6 separate regions of the Homo sapiens genome follow, and regions 2, 3, 4, 5 and 6 are each linked to region 1. A link is a contact called in ENCODE Hi-C or POLR2A ChIA-PET data. All regions are on one chromosome and are shown on one strand. Each heading gives the region's core, a stretch centred on a gene start or an enhancer-like site at or near the end of the contact. The rest is flanking DNA. Distances are from core to core; before and after follow the strand shown. Region 1 holds the start of INO80 (INO80 complex ATPase subunit). Region 2 holds the start of INAFM2 (InaF motif containing 2). Region 3 holds the start of BAHD1 (bromo adjacent homology domain containing 1). Region 4 holds the start of MAPKBP1 (mitogen-activated protein kinase binding protein 1). Region 5 holds the start of MGA (MAX dimerization protein MGA). Region 6 holds the start of KNL1 (kinetochore scaffold 1).

Region 1 (3,106 bases), core at 225-2,724:
CGCTCTTGCTGCCCAGGCTGGAGTGCAATGGTGCGATCTCGGTTCACTGTAACCTCCGCCTCCCAGGTTCAAGCGATTCTCCTGCCTCAGGCTCCCAAGTAGCTGGACTACAGGCACCCGCCACCACGCCCGGCTAATTTTTGTATTTTTAGTAGAGATGGGGTTTCACCATATTGGTCAGGCTGGTCTCGAGCTCCTGACCTCAGGTGATTCGACCACCTGACCTCCCAAAGTGCTGGGATTACAGGCGTGTGGCACTGCACCCTGACACAAATTTAACTTTTTAAAGGTCAGTTAACTCAGCACAAGAAGGCTACTTGATGACCTTAATAAAGTACTTTTTAGTTAAATGCTAAGGGCCAGGTTAAAATGGATTAAAGAATGAGACCCAAAGGAACTGAATTAACAGCATATTTAACTTTCAGTAAGTTCTAATTCTTATCTACACCTAGGCCTTACCCTAGGCAATTCTCACCACACATCCTGGTAGTTGGGTCGATTACATTTATTATGTTGTCTTTTTTGTAGAGACGGGGTCTCGCTATGTTGACCAGTCTAATGGACTGCTCTGAGACGTTTGGCCTGAGGTGATCCTTCCAGGCAGGAGGATCACTTCAGGCCAGGAGACTGGGAACCAGCCCAGTAGACTGGGCAACATAGCGAGACCCCAAGTTTAGTAAATGTGGGTGGCAGTGGACTCAAATTGTAGAATTGGCACAGGTAAAAGCAATTATTCGCTTTTCAGAGGCACACTGTGTGGATGTGAGAACAGGCTGGCATTTCCGATAACAGGTCTGCGTGTTCCCAAGTCCTTGTATCCCACAACCTTCACGTAGACATCTTATCTAACTATGCTGTCCTACCCAACCTATAGCGTTCTTGCTCCCAGAGTCTAAATGGGAGCCCCAAACTAATTACTGTATAGTAGTCGAACTACACACCAGGCACTTCCCCGACAATCTACAACCCCATCCAAAGGGGTCAGAAACTAGTAACAAAATACCAGCTGCGAGCCTCTCCTTCCCCTAAAGAGATCTTATCAACTTGGCTGCACCTTCCCACCTCTAGCCTGCGGGAACAAATATCCCAGGATCCCGGGCGGTTTCGATTGACGTTACTTCCGGGAAAAGTAACCTTGCATCGGCGGTTGCGGGCCTGGAAAGCTCTCGCGACATTTTCTCCTGCGAGATCTGCTTGCTCACTGTAGCGATGACATCCTCCTCCTCCTCCCCGCCGCCTTTCGGCAATCTTCGCCAGTCCCAGTCCCGACTAATCTGTACTCAGATGGCATGGATCAGGGTCTCCCCTCGAACCCCGGTTCGCACGGGGCGTCAGGTGGCAGCGGCGGGGTGCGAGCTGCGCGAGGCCGACGGCAGCGGCACTACGGGTGGCCACGGGCAGGCGACGAGCAGTGAGTGTGGGCGGGGTGGGGGTAAGCCACCCGTGTAGCGGCTCGATTGTTCTGGCCTGGCTATGGCGCCTCTCCTCCCCCCCGCCATGGCTCCCCGTGTCCCTGCTCCGCTCCTCTCAGTGAGTGAAAGTGGCCGCCGCCGCCGCCGGCCCAGCGCCCGCAGCCGCCTCAGCGCCGCCGCCATCTTGGGGTCCCAGGAGCCGCGGAGGGAGCGAGCTAGGAGCGTCCACGCCCAACGCAGTCACCGTCCCACGGCCTCAGAGAGCGAACCGCGGCTCCACCGTCGGCGGGGCGACCCCCCCCTCCGGACCCCGCCCGCACCCCGCCCCCCCTCCGCCGCCGTCGCGGCGGCGGGGCCAGGCGGCCCGAGGTGAGGCAACTAGACGTGGGCGGGCGAACGGAGTGGGGGTTGTGTAGGTCTTGTTGCGCCCCTCTCTGCGGGCGACAACTGGGCCGCGTCTTAAAGGGGCCGTCGCCCCCGGCCCTTGGATTTGTTGGGGTTAGTATGGAGGATGGGTGTGGACACTCCCCGCAGGGTTGGGACCTCAGGGACTAGGGCCTTGTCCTTCCCGTTTCATATCTCTGGAGACCCGGGGTCATGCGGTGACCTCAGCCACCTGAGGAAGCCCGTGGGGCGCCCACACGTGGGGAGTGTGTTAGACCAGGTGCACGTGGGACCCGGTGGGGCGGTGTCGGGCTAACACGTGTGTAGGTTTGGGGGTGGGCAGGGGCAGGGCGGAGGCTGGAAGGCCTTGAGTGGGAACCCCGTGAAGGTTGTGTATCTGTCATTTTAAACAAATGAGATCTAAGGGCTTGTTAGTGTGTCATTTTGTAAGGGGCAAGTTGAGATACGGTTGAATGGTGCACGCTGCTGGCTGGTGTTGGGTGGGGGCAGGCTGACACCTGCATAGACTTGGGAGTGTCTAGATGACACCTCTTCTGGTTTTTTAGGTTTTTACATAGCGACTAGGAAAGTGTCATCCTATTTTGACATTCCTTCTTGAGCTCGCTAATGGAAAGTACTACTTCCGTAATCTCCGAGGCTAGAAGCCCCCTACAGTTTAGGAATGACAGAACCTAGGCAGCCACTTACTATTCTAGTTAACAGCCAACTGTGCCTGGAATTCTTTGATTCACACACTGTCTCTAGTTTGATGTACTTGTTAGAAATGGGGGAAGGAATTTGGAGGTTGACCTGGCTAACGTCACAGGTTACTTTTCCAGTCAGTGACTTTCATTATTTCCTCCACAACAAAATTATTGTGGCTTTTCAGTGGCAACTTAAATTAAATAATAGCTTTATTGAAATATGATTCAAATACCAAAAAATTCCGCTTTCTAAAGCGTATAATTAAGTAATTTTCTGAAACTATATTTATTAAATTCTGTAGCCATCAACCACTATTTAATTCATCACCCTAAAAGAGAATCTCTAGAAGCCATTTAGCAGTCACTCCCCATTCCCCCTCCCTCCAGTCTTAGGTAACTATTAATATATTTTTTGCCTAAATTTACCTAAAAAAGAAACATATGTATCTTTCTTTGCCTAGTTTGTTTCACTTAACATGGTGTTTTCAAGGTTCATCCGTGTTGTAGCAGGTATCAGTACTTAATTCCTTTTTTTTTTTTTTTTTGAGACTGAGTCTCGCTCTGTCGTCCAGGCTGGAGTGCAGTGGCGGGGTCCCGACTCACTGC
Region 2 (3,106 bases), core at 358-2,857, 790 kb after region 1:
GTTTCTACTTCTCCTAAGGCTTTCCACAGCCATGTCAACAGTCTAAGAATGATTATACTCTTTTGTGAAAGAACGTCATAAACTTATATTTCAGAAACAGGAGGGGAACAGGAGAAAGTGAGTGATTTAAGAAGCCGTGTTTGTGCCCTTCTGGCCAGGTGTACTTTTTGGGGGACAGCAAATAGCCCTTGCTTGACCCCTTCAGTCAGTAGCTACCCAGGGTGTGGGAGGATATACATAGAATTCTATGTGATTATAGCTTCTAGTGCATATGTCAACAACTATATACAGGGATCTAGAAATTTAATGCATCTCTGGCCACTGCAACTAGGTTGACGTACCTGAGCTCCACTACTTTTGGTGCCCTCCTCCTTTCGAGAGCTTCAGCTTACTTAAAAAGAGCCCCTACAGCTCCATCCTTCCCCTGAGTCTTGGGGGAAAGCCCCAGTCACCCCTGCATGTAGGATACACCAGAGCGAGCGGCGCAGAAGGGTTTGGTGCCGGGATCTCCCCACCCCTCCCCCCATCCCCCTACGGCTCAGGGCCCTGGTGCAGCACGGTCCTGGGCAGCAAACCCCCAGCCCCCCGGCGAATCGTGGTCCCTTGGCTGAAGATCTGGCTGCGGGCCTCCCGCTCCGGGGCCAGCCGGCGATGGTGGGAGTGTGAGGGGCGTTCACTCTCGTGGGGGTCACTCCCGCGGGCTCTCCACCCCATCCTGCTGCGAAGTCCTGCCTCTGGGCTTGGGGAGAATGGTTCCCGGCGGCCCCCAGCGCGGAGGGCTTCAACGACTCCCGGGCGCCGCCGCCGTTTCCTCTTCGTCCTCGTCCGGCCCCCGAGGCCGCTCGAGCGGCCCGGCCGGGGGGCTGTCCGCAGGGGGCTCCGGAGGCGCCGGTCGCGCCGCCTGCAGTGGGGGAACGTCGCGCGGCGCCTCGCGGCGGGACGACCCAGTGGTGTTGGGCCCCGCCGCCGCCGCCCCCGAAGTCCCAGACGGGCCAGTGGCGTTGGAGCCGCCGGGGGGCGGGCCAGCGGCTCCCCCCGAGGTCCCGGCGCCCACCGGCTGCCAGATGAGGCTGTAGTAGACGGCGAGCACGATGGCGGCCAGCGACACGGAGAGCACGTAGGCGAACACGGTGGCGAGCCGGACCCACTTCTTGTTGGTCTTGGCCGCCATCTTCGCCTTCTTGTCCCCGGTGTAGGTGGCCGGCTTGCCCCGCTCGGCCGGGGCCGCGTCGCGCTCCTTCATGGGGGGGCCCCGGCCTTTGCCCCGGTGCTCCACGGCCCCGGCTGGAGGGGGCCTGGCGGCCTGCAAGGACTGGGCAGGGGGCGGCCCGGCGCCCTCGGTTCCCGGCGGCCCCGCGCTCCGCCGCCGCTCCTCACGCCGCCCGCCCGCAGCCCGCCACCGCGTTGCTGCAGCCGCCGCCGGGGCCTGGACCAGTCACCGCCGCCAGCGCCGCCGCCGCCGCCGGCCCGTCAGCTGCTTCCCCGCCGCCGCCACAGCCACAGCCGCCACAGCCGCCACAGCCGCCCGGCTCCGCGTCCCCATCCGCCGCCACGCCGCCGCGCGCTCCGCCGCCGCCTGCCCGGCCGCCGGCCGCCTGGTCTCCAGTGGCCGCGCGGACCGCGCGCTCCGCTCCAGCCCGGCTCCCCCGCCTCGCGCGCCGGCAACAGGGGGCGGGGAGAGCGCTGCTGGGGGCTGCCCCTTAAAAGGGCGACGCCGGGGTCCGGAAGTGCCGCGAGGGGAGGCGGCGGCTGCCGGGAGCCGCGAGCCCCGCCGGGACGCCCCGTTAAGAGAGAGTTAAGGGAGGCTGGCTCTTAAACGGGCGACGTCACCGCGACCCCTGGTGGGCTGGCGCGGCGTAGAGTGGAGCCCCGGGCACTTCTTTAAAAGGGGGAACGGCGTTGTGCGAGGCGGAGTGCGGAGCTAGAAGGGGGCGGTCGGAGCGCGAGCTGTCAACTCTGGCGCCTCCCCGCTCCGCCCCGAGGCTCCGAAGTGACAGGTGGAATAGCAGCCTGGGCTTCGGACTCCAGGCCTAGGTTTATCCTCTGGGAGGGGACGGTAAGAGGGATAGGGAAGATACCACGTTCCAGCTCTCAGCTTGCTCCCCGCACCGCGTACCCCCTGGGTGGGTCTCCCAGGCCCATTCACAGCTAAAGAACCTGGTTGACGCCAGGGGTAGGCGGTTCTGGCACCTGGAGCGCTCACTGGGGCCGCAGCTGGTTGTGTTCCTTCCACCCAGTCCAGGCTGGGCTTCGGAGCTCTACTGAAGTCGTCGCAATTGCGTACCCCAGCCCGCCTCACCCCGCCAACCCTGAGCCTCCGGGACAGAGCCACGGACTGAGCTGTTCTCCAGACTCGCTTGCCACCTTAGTCCCAAAGTTCGCCGCAGGTCGCTGGTCCCGCTTTTTGGGTCTTCCAATTCCTGGTTTTGGCCTGGATTTGGACCCAAGGAGCTGCACTGAACCTGAGGAGTTTAACTCTCAGGACTCCTAGAGCGTTTTCACTCTCAGATCCCCTCCAGACCTCAAGGCTTGGGCGGTTGTCCCCTCCCCACTTTCCCATGTGAGGTTTGTCTTCTTTGGCTCCAGGCCAGGCGCCAGGCAGTGGGCTCTGTGCCTGGTCTTTGGACCCCCTAGGTGCTAACAACCCTTCATGCTCAGACTCTCCCTTGCGGCTTTACTTGTGCCCTCCCCCTCCTTCCGCTCTCTGCTCTCCCTGCCTTCTCTCCTCCCCATTCCCTCTCTATAAGGCTTTCCAGAATTCTGGTTCCCTCCTCCTTGGATGCTACTTCCTGTGTTCCCAGAACTGGGCATATGGACTGCCTGGGTGTCTGAATGAGTGAGGGAGACTTGTCTGGGCGTGTGTTGGGGAACAGAACTGTGGTTCTGATGGGGTTCTGTGGGTGAACCCTCCCTCAAGCCCCTGCAAGTGTGAGCCTGACCTGGCTTCTACCCTGTGGGGCAGGATCCCCTCTGCCCTTCTCACTTCCCCCCCTCCTCCAGGAATCTTTGGCTTCCAGAGGACCCCCCTTACACACACACACACACACACACACACACACACACACACACACGAGGAAGCCCTCCCAAAACAGCTGCCTTGCCCACC
Region 3 (3,106 bases), core at 363-2,862, 680 kb after region 1:
TTAGACTTCTGCCTGTAGGCAGACTCTGCTTGTTGAAAAACCCCTCATTCTTGACAGGCTCTACAGCGGCTCACTGGGTCTGTCGCCTCGGTGAGTAGCAACCCCGTCGCCACCAGCCAAGGCACATCATGAGCATACACCCCCACCCCGGCCCCTCGGCCCCCGGCAAGTAGACCCCACTTCCCAGAGCCTCGAGGCCAACAGCGAGCGGCTAGAGCGGCAAGCCAGTGCCGCAGCTCCTCCCGGCGGGCGCCCCGGCCCCCGCAGTCCCCGGGGCAGAGTCCGGCCCCGTCGCCCGCCCCTCGGAGTGGGTGCCTCGGACCCGCTCCCCTCCCCGACGCCACCACCTGCGCCCGCTCCGGCGCCGCCTTTGTCCGGCGCTTCACCGCCAAGCGAGCCCCTCGGGCCCGACCTGACCCGGCCCCCAGCCCCAGAAGAGAGGCGGCGGAGCGAGCAGGGCAAGACCAGGCCGGGCCGCGAGCACAGGGTCCCGCTGTCACTTGGAGGCGGTCTGACAACTTCGATTCCCCCCGCCACACCTCGGACTCGGCCGCCGCCCCGCAAGGTCCCCGCAGGGCCTCCCGCGGCCCACACTCGCTTTTCGAACCGGTCCCCTTCCGTCTTCGGCGCCTCCCTTCCTCTCAGCCCGATCGAGTCGGGTCTACACTACTCCCCCCTGCCGCCCCCGGCCCGGCGCGGCCCTCATCCCCTGCCCCCCATCCAGCAATAACCGGTCAGCTCCCAGCGCGGGAGGGCGCCCCCCACCCTGAGCGGGCGATCCCGCGGCGCCGCCCCCGGCCGCGGCCCCTTGCCTCGGGGACCGCGATGGGGGAGGGGGCGCGGCGGGGGCCTCGCCGCCCGCGCACTCGGAGGCGAGCCGGCTCCGCCGCGGCGAGGAAAGACCGGCGTCCTCCCGCCCTCCGCAGCTCGGGACGCCCGCGCCGCCGCCGCCCGGCCGAGCTGCCACCCTGCGGCCGCCACCCACCCCGCCCCCGGCCTGCAAGGCGGGCGGCCCCCGGGGGCTGTCACCTCGAGGCGCGCCGCGTTCCCCGATGGCGGGACCGTGGTGCCGGACCCAGGGGAGGGAGGTGGCGCGAGCGGGCGGGCGGCCGCACCTGCTTCGCGTCGTCCGTCCGTCCGTCCCTTCCCGGGCTGGCGGGGGCGGTGGCGCGGCGCGCTCGGTGGGGCGCGCTGACGGGCGGCCGGTGCTCTCCCCCTTCGCTCTTCTGCCTACCTCGCTCGCTCCCTCCCTCCAGCTCGCCCCTTCCCCCTCCTCGACCCCGGCCCCTGACTCACCAGAACGGGCGGCGCGGACGGCGCGGCTCTGGGCGCCCGCAGGCCCCGGCCGGGCTGGAATCCGGCGGCTGGAACCCCCCGGGGGCGCTCAATTCCCGGGCTCCACGCTGCTGCGTCAGCGCCTCCTCCTGGGGGCCGGGGCCGGGCGGGCGGAGCGGGGACCGCGGCCGGGCGGGGCCGTCGGGGGGGGCGGGCGCGCCTGGCCGGGGCGGGCGGACGGCGGGGGCCGGACGGGCGGGGCAGGCAGCCGGACGGGCGGGCGGCGGGGGCCGGGCTCCGGGATCCGCTACGCCGCTCGCGGTTCCCCCACAAACTCCCCGAGAGCGGAGCCTCCGCCGCCCTCCTTCCTGCTTCCTCGTCCCCAGCCAATCAGCAGCGCGCCCCTCGGCCAGCTCCGCCAATCAGCCGCCCCGCCCTGCGCTGGCTCCGCCAGCCAATCCGGCCCTCGGCTCCCCCTCCCGGTCTCTGACCAATCAGAACCGTGGGTCGGTCGTCCCAACGCAGGGGGCAGCACGAGGCGGCCGGGGGAGGCGGTGCGGGGAGTGGTGGGGCCTTGGGGGAGGGGTGCCGTGCCAAGGGTGGTGGCAAGGGGTGATTTTCTTTGCCGGCTTCTTGGATTTTTCTCTTCGTCTTCAGAACCTGAGCCCGTATCCCACGGTGACTCGACCCCAATCTCCCAGCTGCTAGCCCCCCCGGAAAAATCTTATCTCCCCCCGCCCTGGCCATCACCCCTCCGCATCCCCTTTCCCCCAAATCCTCCCCAGCACGCGCTGGAGAAAACTGCGGGCCGAGGAACACCCCATCCTCGCCGGAGGCTGCTGCCCCCAGGGCAAAGCTTCAGGAAGACCAGCCGAAAATCAAGCGAGAACAACCCCCCTTTCCTGCAGAAAGGGCCCCAGACTCCTGCAAAAGGGCCCCGACTGCTGAGAAGCCCCTCCCGCCCTTGCCTCATCTTTCCGACTTCCCTGCCTGCCACGTCTCCTTTCCTTTCCAGCAAGGTCGGTCCTGGCTCGGTAACCCCTCACCCGCATCTCTTTTTCCTCTTTCTGCCCTTCACCTACCGCCCCCAACCCCAGCTCCTAATTCACCCTCTTCAGAAGCAGAGTGTGGAGCCCTCATCCATTTCCAGCTGACAGCAGAGCCTGGTCTGTGAGTCCTTGACACCCACACACCCTCTTCCACCACCGCGGGGAACATCAGAGCTCTCCGGGGGAGGGAGAAAGGGGCGGGCAGCCTGACAGGAGCGGCTGGACTCCCTCCCTCGCGTCCCCAAGCTACGGGAGAACCAAGTGTAGACACTTACCTGGCTTCCCCCTAGTCACCAAATGCTGTGGCTCCGTCTCTCACCCCCACAGACGTGCCCTCCCAAGCCCGAGCACGCTCGCGGGGTCAGTGGGGTGGGTGGGCACAGCAGGCTAAGGGCACAGAGAGAGATGGGAAGTCCCTGTTAGGTGCGGGAAGGAGCTGTGTCTTGGGCACCTGGTGGTGCCAGAGCCCGCCTAGGACTTCACTAAGCCCGGGATATGCACACAGTAGGTTCTCGAGAAATGCTGAGTTCACCCCTGAACAAAGCCTCATTCCCAATTCAGGCGGGGGAGGGGAGCTTTAGGAGGTAAAAGGAGCAGCGGCAGAAAGGGTAGTGTCAAGTCACCAGAGCGCTGGAGCAGCCCAGGGAGGGGCTGGGCCCCAGGAACGCCTTGGGCAGAGAGAGGCACCCAGAGTGCTGAGGCTGCCCAGGCAAGCAAGGAAAACCCAGCCTTGGAGTGTGGCCCAGGGGCTTCGGAGGGGCTCCTCCTGCACCACACACAGC
Region 4 (3,106 bases), core at 298-2,797, 660 kb before region 1:
GCTGAGTGGGATGTGGCTCTTGGCATATAGTGAATGAGATAAGCAATGCTCAAGGGCCATCCAGAACTGTTTTGCTGACAGATATCTGGCTTCTTGCATGTTATTCCTAAGAAGCCAAAAGGCTCCAGTTAGCCTCTTGAAGAGACAAAAAAAATTTGTTTTCACCGTAGGCAAGAGCAATTACCAAGCCAGTAACTCTGACTAGGTGTTTTAGCATATTTCTTTCTGCCACTACAGTCTTACATAACCCCAGCTGTTACGTTAACACCTGCAGCTACATTAGTCACAGCTTAGCCCTTCACAAGGTATGTGTTCCTACTGTCCTCTCCCAAGAAGGGAAACTGAGTCATAGCATATCAACTGGCTTCCCAAGCACATGCTTAGTGTATAGTGAGGCCACAATTGAACCCAGGTGGTCTTCCTACTATTCACCTTTTCTCATGGATGAATCTCAGCATGCCCACCCCTGCTGCTCTTTTTCCTTCAACCTAAAACCAAATCATTGCCTGCAGAGATCATATGTGATCCTTTAGAGTCAACAAGGGCTTCTAGTTATCTTTCCCAAGAAACAGGAAGGTTAACGAGGAACATGGAGCAGGAGAGGGTGGGTTTGGAAAGAGGTGGATCCCAACAGGACTCACCTTGGAGCTGAGGTCCTCTCGTCGGTTTCCTGCCTTACTCCTGCGCAGTTTGATGGATGGAGATCTCAACAGATTCTTGATCCGGCTGGTAATGGTTGACCCTTCCACAGCCATTATGACGAGAAACCCTTTGGGACAGTCCCCGGCCCAGTCCTGGGTCTTGTCTCAACAGCGGCACTGTCTTCCCACTCCAGAGGGCTTCCCAGTATGCCCTCTCACTGACCTGAGATGGCAGAAGCCACCTTAGTATCACAGTGTCTTACCTTCTGCCTAGCGAAGTCTGCAGCTTTTACCTCTGGGTATTGCTCTCACCATTTCCCTCATCCCCACCTTCTAGCCCTGCACAGTTTCTTACAACGTCGGAAGGAAAGGCTCACGAAAAAGGGGGGGAAAATCCTAAGCCACGAAGAAATGCCAGGCCCACGCCCGCCAGAGGCGTTTAACTGGCGAGATGGATGGGATGGGCCCCAGTTGGTCTCGTGGACGATCTGGTTCCCGTTAATGCCCAACTGTTCCCATGGCAACTGTAGTGTCCAAGGGAGGAGGCCGCCGAGACCACCAGGGATTTCCGCAGGCCTGGACACCTGCGCTAGCGCCGGCGGGGACGCGGCGGGGCTCGCCGTAGCCCACAACTCGTTCTGCCACGGGAGCCTCCCTCCCCCACTCCCTATCCTCCAGAGCTCGCTCTCCGCCCTCCACAGCGGCTCTGGACCTTTATCTTTCACCCGCCTCTGAGGCCCCTGCTACTCGTCAGCGCCCCCGTTCGGGCCCAGCCTCACCAGCCTCGGCGAGCTAAGGCCACCCCGCTCACAGCGCCCTCGGGCATCGCGTTCGGCAATTTCAGCTCCGCCGCGGTAGCCGCAGCGGTAGAGGCAGCAGCAGGAGCTATGGTGGCACGATCGGCTCAAAACGCGAACTACCGCCTGGGCCAAGCCGCGGGCTGGGTGGGCGGAGCCGACGCGAGGGGCGCGGCCTGTAGTCAGGAGAGCGCTTCCAGAGTGGACGAGCAAGGTTTACGGGGGCGGAGCCAATGAAAGGGCCCAGGAAGCAGACGGCTTGGGACTAGGGAACCACGGAATCCGCACAATTGCGGGTACCGCTTTTAGAGGAAGGTCAACAGAACATGGCTTCAGAATTGAGAGAACCAAGCCTTTTATGGTATTATCAGGCCTGGTCCCCCATGGAACTGCACTTCCCAGAGCCCCAAGACGATAACCACGCCTCCAGGGTGTTAAGGTTGTCATCTGATAGGCCCGAGGGACCGTAGCTGAAACTCCTAGCTCAGAATTACAAGACTGAGCTACAGCCTAAAAGCTCTGCTCCCAGCGACCACAAGTGTTGAGATTTAAAGCGACTGAAGTAGTTTCTGCTCGCAGCCAGTCCGGCACGTAGACTCAACGTGGAAAGGATTATTCTGAGTAATGCAATTTAATAGCTAAGAACAGTATTTTTGCACTGGGCAACCTGGTCATCATGAAAGGGGAAAGGGTGGCCTTGAACAGAGCTTTGGGCGTGCGGGGGAAAGAGAAGTGAATATGCTATGTTATAATACTTTAGGTTTCATGGCTTCTTTAGCCTCCAACATCCCATTGTGCTTCCTCACCTAAAGCTGACCAGGACTTTGTTGCTCCAGATCTTTTCCTCATTCCATTTACTTATGAATCCTTTTATCTAGGGCTGTTCCTTGCTGAGGTCACTGTCGAGCTTGCTGATACTAGATCGAGGGGTAGTTTTCTAACTCATGTCGGGGGAGGCAGAGGGAATACACGGAAATGTTACATGAAATAGTATTTCCTGAGTATTCTCCACTTGACTACTACCACAAGAAATCACCTTATGAAAAAGCCTAAGCCAGAGACTTGGGTCCCAAGGGAATAGTACACTGGTGTGTCCGTCTCACCCTATCCAGATCTTTTGAATCCCTGTGGAGATGACATGTGTCTGCAAGAGGGAAGAACCTCTAACAAATTATTATACCTTATGAAAAAGCCTAAGCCAAAGACAAGGGACCCAAGGGAGTACTACACTGGTGTGTCTGTCTCACCCTATCCAGATCTTTTGAAACCCTGTGGAGATGACATGTGATAACAAGAGGGAAGAACCCCTAAACTCATTGCTTGTGTACAACGGTGAGCCTTTAGAGCCAAGTGGCAAAGCACATATTTTCTTGTGTATACTGTAGCCACGTACTGAAAATTAGATTTGTAAAGCTCACAAGTTGACATGGAGATGATGGATGTCACCTCCTGGAGACCAACTGGCAATAGCACGTGGCCTTCTTCCCTTCAACCATGCACTGCAAATATTATGAAACAGAAAATACGATTTTCAAATTTATTTCCCAAGTCTGGAAGAAGAAGGCAAGAACCATTAGCTACAATATGCAAGAGGTAGTTGGTTCCTTCAACCTCTTGGTAGTTACATGATGGGACCTCTCCATGGGATTGAAAGCTAATAAATGGTGC
Region 5 (3,106 bases), core at 427-2,926, 540 kb before region 1:
AAAGGCTCGGTCTCACTGCCTTCCCCGAGAGGAGCAGACGCCGTCGACTATTAATGACCCACAAACCGCCGCTTTTCAACTGCAAAGGACAGCTGGCCAAGAACCACGTGAAAAAATGCCGCAAGGAAAGCTCTTCCGGGGAAGAGTCCCGACAGATCACGTGCCGCCGGCCGGAACCCGATGATCGCTCTGCGGGACCCAGCCGCGTTCTGTTACCTTGGAGACTACAGAACCAGCCACCAGACCCTCCCCTGCCAACCCCCTTCCCAGCAGCCGTCACGCCGCCCCCAGGCACTTTCCCTGCAGCCTAGCCGCGGCATCGTGCCCAAAAAGAACGAACAGAGCAAGCAGTTGTTAACCAGGGACTCAGCCGCATAAGCCTGGCAAGCTCTACAACAACACGCGCGGGTGGGCTCGAGACTTCTCATGATCCACGTGTTTGCTCCGGCGAGGCGAACCTTGGGAAAGTTATCTTCCCAATAAAAGAGTGCACTTTGGTTTCTCGTGTTGGTCTGCCATCAGTAACCCCTCCTTTCAGACCTCATTTACCCGTTCCTGCTTCCACCCCGGCCAGAGAAAGAAGGCATTCCCAGGGTTCGAAAGGCAAGGCAAAAATCTGTACAGCAAGACACTACCACTTTTGCACTCCCGACCCAGTCTGAAACGATCCCTAGTTTCCCCATATTCTTCTGACACATAGATCCCTCAACTTTGGCTACTGGAGCTTTGGGGGGGCGGTGGGGGGGTGATGTTAATGTCCCAGATACCTTGCACTGAGGGCAGAGACCTACTTGACCATTTAACAGAAACGGGAAACCCCATAAACAGAACTAGGTAAAAGGCTGCCCCACAGAGGAATAAAGAAAATAACACCTGCTCTTCCCACCTGTTTTCCCCTCCCTCATTTCTGCACTTACACACCACCGGTCCTTTGTTTACCAAGTCCCCACTCCTACAGCTCACTTCCTCGCCCTCCTTTATTAAACTTGACGTCCTGCCTCAAACAATTTGGCCGGAAATTACTTGTTAGAAAAGACGTTTGCACAGGTGTCAAAACGCTGCGCCAAGTTCTCAGAAAAGCGACGCCGACACCGTTTCCCTTGGAGTTCTAGAACCACGAGACCTAGGCTCTAAACTGAAAAGCGCGTAAGCGTGGCTCTCGACCTAGAGCCCGGCGCCGGGCGAGAAGTCGTCACGCGGACCGTACCACGCGGAGCGGCACCCCACACACGCGAGGGCAGGGCCGAGCCATGGGCGCTTCTCACCCCTCCCGCCTCGTGGCCGCTCTCTCTGGCGTCGATGTTCCCAGTTAGGTAGCTGAGCGACGCGGAAGTGAGGCCGGGGACGCGCGCGAGGTGACATGCGCAGCCTCGCTCAGGGACCACAGGGGCGCGCCAAAGGCGGCCCTGCGCAAGGCCCGGCCTGGCGAGGGCGTGCGAAGCTCTCTCAGCGGAACGTTTCTCACGCCGTTCAAATACACAAGAGCTTCAAACTCTCGAAAAACTCCAATCGGGCCAGTACTAAGCGATGCCCTCCACCCAGGCCCGAGAGTTACCGTGCGGGGCGTGGCCGGCCTCACCCGGAGTCCTTCACATCCCGCTGGGGGCGGGTTATTCTGTTCGGTTCGCACACCGTGTGTCCGCTCCAGCTGAAGAGCCTGCGCGCGCGCACCGGACGTCCACGTCACCGCGCACGCGCTCCTACCCGCTCGGAGCCCGCCGCGCAGGCGCAAAAGGAGACGCGAGCAGCACCTCCCTGACCCCTCCCCCAACACCAGGAGTCCAAACGGCCCCAGAGCAGCAGCAAGACCCTTGGGACCCGCCCCCCGAGTGGAAGCCGCTGCTTTTCCGGGTCCCTGCAACCCAGAAAAGCCTACTGAAGGTTCTAGAACCAAGAAAGGCGAGGCAGGAGGGAGGCACCTAAACTCCTCAGGCTTGCACACGAAGCCTTCGTGGAAACTGTGAAACCAATGCCCGGCGGGCCTTTCTCAACTGTGCCTTTCACCCTTTCCCTAGGGCTCCTCGCCGGCTCCGCCCCGGCCGCGCCCAGCCCCACCCACACGGGGCTCCGCAGACCCCCAACCTCCACAAGCCCGTCAAATGAATCTGAGGTCTTCCACCCCGGAGTACCGGGGCTTGGACAGCTCCAGAGCATTGGGAAACCTTGAAGCCAAAGACCTTGAGAGACGGATGGTCGAGTTTACAACATCCACAACCGAAGACGACTAGGAAAATGGGGAGGAGACCGAAAGACTCAGTGCGCAGTTGGAAAGCGAAGAGTTGCCACTAAATTGCCGGATATAAAGATGAAAGATATCTTGATAAAACAGGGAAACGATGCAGGAGTGTGTTATCTAAGCTTTAGTGCCTTGATCCTGTGCATTCAATTTTTGTTTCTTCAAGACATTTAAGCTATGAGGTGCAAAGAAAGTATTAGTGAATATCTATTATGTGTCAGGCAGTTGCTGAAGTAAATCAATGGACAGTATTTCTCCTAACCTTCAAAAAGTAGTTTTCTTTCTCCTTCTCTACTCCTTACCAGCTGTTCTTTCTTCTGTGCTCCTGACACCAGTAAAAAGGAAGCGTAGTTTCTTAAAAGGCAAAAAAGAAGTAGGGAGTAGGAGAGCAGATTTTGTGGTCAATGATCCAAAACTGCCTTCTTTGATAAGAATTAGCAAGCACTGAGAACCTACTACGTGACATGCTATGTGACAATACAAAACACTATGAAGGAGAATGAGAAGACTAAGGAAGGAGTCAACAGAAGGAGGCTTATCCAACACTACTGATCTGACCTACTTTTTACTTAGGAAGGTCATATTTCTCTACACTTTGCTCTTCCTGAGGAGATATACAACAACATTGACAGAAACTGCTGGAATAGTCTGAACTAGAAAACGTGTAGGCTACTTTAGAGACTTCTGAAGGCATTCTGAAACCCCAAGTCAGGCACGGTCAGCAAGAGCATTCAAGATCCTAGGCAAAATTGAAAAGTAACAGTTTAACACCTTCCTCCTCTTCCCTGAACCCAAGAACTTCTTTCCTACAAGCTGCCCTGTCAGAATCTCCCACCTTACCAAGAATGCCTTCCTCTCAAGGATCTGAGG
Region 6 (3,106 bases), core at 152-2,651, 520 kb after region 1:
GGACAGCACTGCTTTACTGGCAATATCTAGAGTCAGTATCTTTTACAGTCTATTATTTAACATCGAACACATCATTAATACTACCATTCCAAACATTTTAATTCAATTTACATGTATTTATCATCTTGTAAAGATTTCCAGCCATTCGCAAAGTCAAGAATTATACTGCTTTGACCCTAACCTTTAATTACCAAAATTTTACCACATATTAACTCCCATCTGTAAATCATCTCTCCAACCAACGTCCACCTCAAATGCGGTCTTCTCCACAAATCCATCACCAAAAGCATCAAATAAGCTCTCCCTTTTCCGTGCTCCCACACCACTTTAGAATGTCCTATAATCTTTTACATTCTGTCTTGTATTCTAGTTATTTGTGTATATTAGTTATTTCCCTTTGTAAACCCCTCTAGGTTTGGGAATCATCTGTCCCCGGCCCTATCACAGGATAAGGAACCCAATAAATATCTACAGGATTCGACGGAAGTGAAAACATCAATTTTAATATCTAGACTGGAATAAGCTTCTGCTTTGGTCTTCATCCACATCCTTTATCTGTTAATGCCTATTAAACCTATCTGTAAAATTCCAATCGGCAATACTTTTTCCTCCCTCAAACTTGAGTATTTAAATAAACGTGAAGAATAAGGGCTTAAATCCTGAGGAATAATGAACAGAAGAGGATTTTTAAAAACTAATTTGCGCAGTACTAATATTGACTTCATTTGTTAAGGTTATTATACTTGCAGAAAACGAAAAATCTGTTACGTGCGGCCAGCACTCCGAGCAGACACCTTAAACCACGAAGAGCTGAGAATTTTAAAATCACTCATTGCTGTCACTTCATTTAGAGCCAAAAAAAGCTTAAGTGAGAAATACAAACAGCCGAGAGGTCCCTAGGGAAGAGCGGCAGGGGTGCAAGAAGAGTCCGCGAGCCCTGACAGAGGACGGCAGGGCGGGGCGGAAGAGGACGCCAAGAGAGCGACGGACAAGCAACCCGAGCCGGGTGGCCGGAGGGGCCGAGGTGCAGGCGGAGAAGTGTTAGGGAAGCGGGAGGCGGCACAACGTACAGGCCGAGGAGGGGAAAAAGGGCACAGTGTGCCCGGCCCGGGGCAGGGGCGTCTACTCGGCCCGGCGCTAACGGAGGCCGCCAGGCTGAGGGAGCGTACCCTACCTCCCACCGCAGGAACTTCAGGGCGCCCAGACAAAACCCGAAGCCTTCCCTGAAGCCCAGAACGAAAGAGTCATTCTCTTTACCTGCCGCGGCAAACCTCCTCGACAAATTTTGCGCAGACTTGTTTGGGGTCCACACGCTCTGAGTTTCCTTAGAGCGGAAACAGACAGCCGCCTCTAGCAGTCCGCTCACAACGCCCGGCTCGCCTCAGTGAAGTATTCAAATCTAACCGCCTAGGTGATGCGCACGCGCAAAGCGGCTCTACGCGTCGGCTCCGCCCCTTAGGTTCCAGACCAACCCTATTTCTAAGACTCCTTTAGGGAAACTACTTTCCCAGACTCCGTGCCAATTTTATTTCCTTCAGCTTTATCTCTTTTTCGACCGAATTTCCTCTGCCCCTCCCCAGTGGAGACCTCCCCCACAATCGTGGGAGCGGCCATCTTCTTTCGATTGCTTGCTATGGAAGTGATTGGACTTTGGCTTCCGTACAAAATGGCGGCTTCCATAACATTGCGTCACAGCCCCTTGATATTACTCCCTATAGCAATCAGGAAACAGTAACTTACCGGGACGAGGTGGCCGAGTGGTTAAGGCGATGGACTGCTAATCCATTGTGCTCTGCACGCGTGGGTTCGAATCCCATCCTCGTCGATGTGGTGGCTTACTTTTGCTTGTAACCAAAGTAAATTTGCAGAGCAGAATAAATTTTTTAATAACCAAAGTAAATTTGCAGAGCAGAATAAATTTTTTAATAACCAAAGTAAATTTGCAGAGCGGAAAAACTTGAATACTTATTATTTATTACTCAATTAATCTGGCACCATCAGTTTCAGGCCTGAAATGTTGAAATACAGTATTTGGAACGTTCTGACATCACAGATAAAGAAAAGGGAGGGAAAGAGACTTTCCAGGAATCAGAAATCATGCTGGATTTAATTTCTTTTTATATGGAGTTAACAACAGTGAATAGAATTCCACAATTATTACCATCCCATATGTTCCAATGCTGCTCTGTTCCAACTTTAACACAGCTCCTAACTGAGGAGTTTCAATTATTGTAGACTGTTACTCTGGGGTTTTTAACACCTGTCCTGATTATGAGATACCAGGTTTCACTTCAAAAGCTACCATGAGACACTTTATCCGGTATTTATTATCTACAGGCACCACATGTTTTACATGAATTACATCACTATAACCCTTGATCATGACAAATATTTTTATTACTCCATTTTACAGATGAGGAGACTGAAAGATTAGCTTGCCCGAGGTTATACAGCTTCTAAATTGAAGAAAGGAGAGTGTAACCCAAATCTACTAGACGCTGGCTTAATCACCCTTCTAATCTGTGCTGTAGATTAATAATTAGTATTTATCAATCCTACACTGTGCTGTAGATTAATAATCAGTATTTATCAATCTTTTGCAGTCATGGTTTACAGATTGTCTCCTCCACAAGGCTGTCTGCATTGCACCATGCTCCACAACACGGCCTCTGGCAGGTGCTTCAGCAAGGTTTGGGCACTGAGTATGGAAAGCAGTGGCCCCATTCTCTGCTGGCTCCAGTGGCTTCTTTCTGTTACAGATCCAAATCCGTTGGGAATGTTGATACCTCCTTGGGCTCAGGACATTGAGTCACCCTTCCTTAGCCTTGCTCTCCAATGCATTCTCTACCCTGCTGCTAGGAAGGGTTTCTGCTGGGTTCCACGCATTTCCAAGGGGTCCATGGATAGAATTCAGTGGGTTATTTGGTTCAGAAAAAGATTTCATCCTTATTTCCACACTCCCTAATTGAAAGCACATCCTTCAATAACGGTAAGCAACTAACTACAGTAATATTAACCTTATCCATTATTTTGTCACCAATAGAAATCACAGATATTTTTATATCAGATTACTGTTATTGCTTTACGCTCATTGCTACTTCAAAAT

The links. A loop is a pair of places that touch in the nucleus more often than their neighbours do. ChIA-PET counts read pairs that join two places held with the same protein, here RNA polymerase II (POLR2A). Pooled maps may share reads with other maps.
Region 2: a map of naive thymus-derived CD4-positive, alpha-beta T cell shows a loop between it and region 1 (10-fold over the local background). The contact joins the promoter of INAFM2 here to the promoter of INO80 in region 1. A Hi-C loop is called at or near these places in 1 of 168 maps with a recorded cell type or tissue (naive thymus-derived CD4-positive, alpha-beta T cell) and 7 of 50 pooled maps. POLR2A ChIA-PET finds 5 or more read pairs at or near these places in 1 of 52 experiments (activated CD4-positive, alpha-beta T cell).
Region 3: a loop to region 1 is called in a pooled map, with 11 times the contacts of the local background. The contact joins the promoter of BAHD1 here to the promoter of INO80 in region 1. A Hi-C loop is called at or near these places in 8 of 50 pooled maps. POLR2A ChIA-PET finds 5 or more read pairs at or near these places in 2 of 52 experiments (WTC11 and activated CD4-positive, alpha-beta T cell).
Region 4: a map of B cell shows a loop between it and region 1 (10-fold over the local background). The contact joins the promoter of MAPKBP1 here to the promoter of INO80 in region 1. A Hi-C loop is called at or near these places in 1 of 168 maps with a recorded cell type or tissue (B cell), 2 of 37 single-sample maps with no recorded cell type and 9 of 50 pooled maps. POLR2A ChIA-PET finds 5 or more read pairs at or near these places in 1 of 52 experiments (HepG2).
Region 5: a map of naive thymus-derived CD4-positive, alpha-beta T cell shows a loop between it and region 1 (22-fold over the local background). The contact joins the promoter of MGA here to the promoter of INO80 in region 1. A Hi-C loop is called at or near these places in 1 of 168 maps with a recorded cell type or tissue (naive thymus-derived CD4-positive, alpha-beta T cell), 2 of 37 single-sample maps with no recorded cell type and 14 of 50 pooled maps. POLR2A ChIA-PET finds 5 or more read pairs at or near these places in 1 of 52 experiments (GM12878).
Region 6: a loop to region 1 is called in a map of B cell, with 23 times the contacts of the local background. The contact joins the promoter of KNL1 here to the promoter of INO80 in region 1. A Hi-C loop is called at or near these places in 7 of 168 maps with a recorded cell type or tissue (B cell, CD4-positive, alpha-beta T cell, CD4-positive, alpha-beta memory T cell and 4 more), 3 of 37 single-sample maps with no recorded cell type and 19 of 50 pooled maps. POLR2A ChIA-PET finds 5 or more read pairs at or near these places in 4 of 52 experiments (activated CD4-positive, alpha-beta T cell, activated CD8-positive, alpha-beta memory T cell and activated T-cell).

What each region holds. Positions count from the first base shown.
Region 1 is chr15:41,114,648-41,117,753 of GRCh38, reverse strand. INO80 (INO80 complex ATPase subunit) reads left to right here and starts at 1,474. Exons shown (of 36, transcript NM_017553.3): 1 at 1,474-1,781. RefSeq lists enhancers at 1-270, 987-1,086, 1,052-1,831, 1,897-1,976, 2,027-2,076 and 2 more and a silencer at 1,527-1,796.
Region 2 is chr15:40,322,193-40,325,298 of GRCh38, reverse strand. INAFM2 (InaF motif containing 2) reads right to left here and starts at 1,607. Exons shown (of 1, transcript NM_001301268.2): 1 at 1-1,607. The coding sequence starts at 1,243. The coding sequence ends at 782. LOC112268152 (a long non-coding RNA gene) reads left to right here and starts at 1,656. Exons shown (of 3, transcript XR_002957721.2): 1 at 1,656-2,056. RefSeq lists silencers at 900-1,129, 1,140-1,219, 1,550-1,919.
Region 3 is chr15:40,439,459-40,442,564 of GRCh38, reverse strand. BAHD1 (bromo adjacent homology domain containing 1) reads right to left here and starts at 1,612. Exons shown (of 7, transcript NM_014952.5): 1 at 1,297-1,612. RefSeq lists silencers at 187-256, 277-396, 1,117-1,176, 1,625-1,810, 1,237-1,906 and enhancers at 562-1,061, 1,062-1,563, 2,369-2,906.
Region 4 is chr15:41,772,925-41,776,030 of GRCh38, reverse strand. MAPKBP1 (mitogen-activated protein kinase binding protein 1) reads right to left here and starts at 1,547. Exons shown (of 31, transcript NM_014994.3): 1 at 1,421-1,547; 2 at 642-864. The coding sequence starts at 755. RefSeq lists an enhancer at 2,051-2,100.
Region 5 is chr15:41,658,975-41,662,080 of GRCh38, reverse strand. MGA (MAX dimerization protein MGA) reads right to left here and starts at 1,676. Exons shown (of 24, transcript NM_001400225.1): 1 at 1,556-1,676.
Region 6 is chr15:40,592,544-40,595,649 of GRCh38, reverse strand. It overlaps KNL1 (kinetochore scaffold 1), which reads right to left and starts at 1,401. Exons shown (of 26, transcript NM_144508.5): 1 at 1,258-1,401. It overlaps TRS-GCT4-2 (tRNA-Ser (anticodon GCT) 4-2), which reads left to right and starts at 1,744; the gene lies at 1,744-1,825. RefSeq lists enhancers at 922-1,241, 1,462-1,681 and a silencer at 1,802-1,851.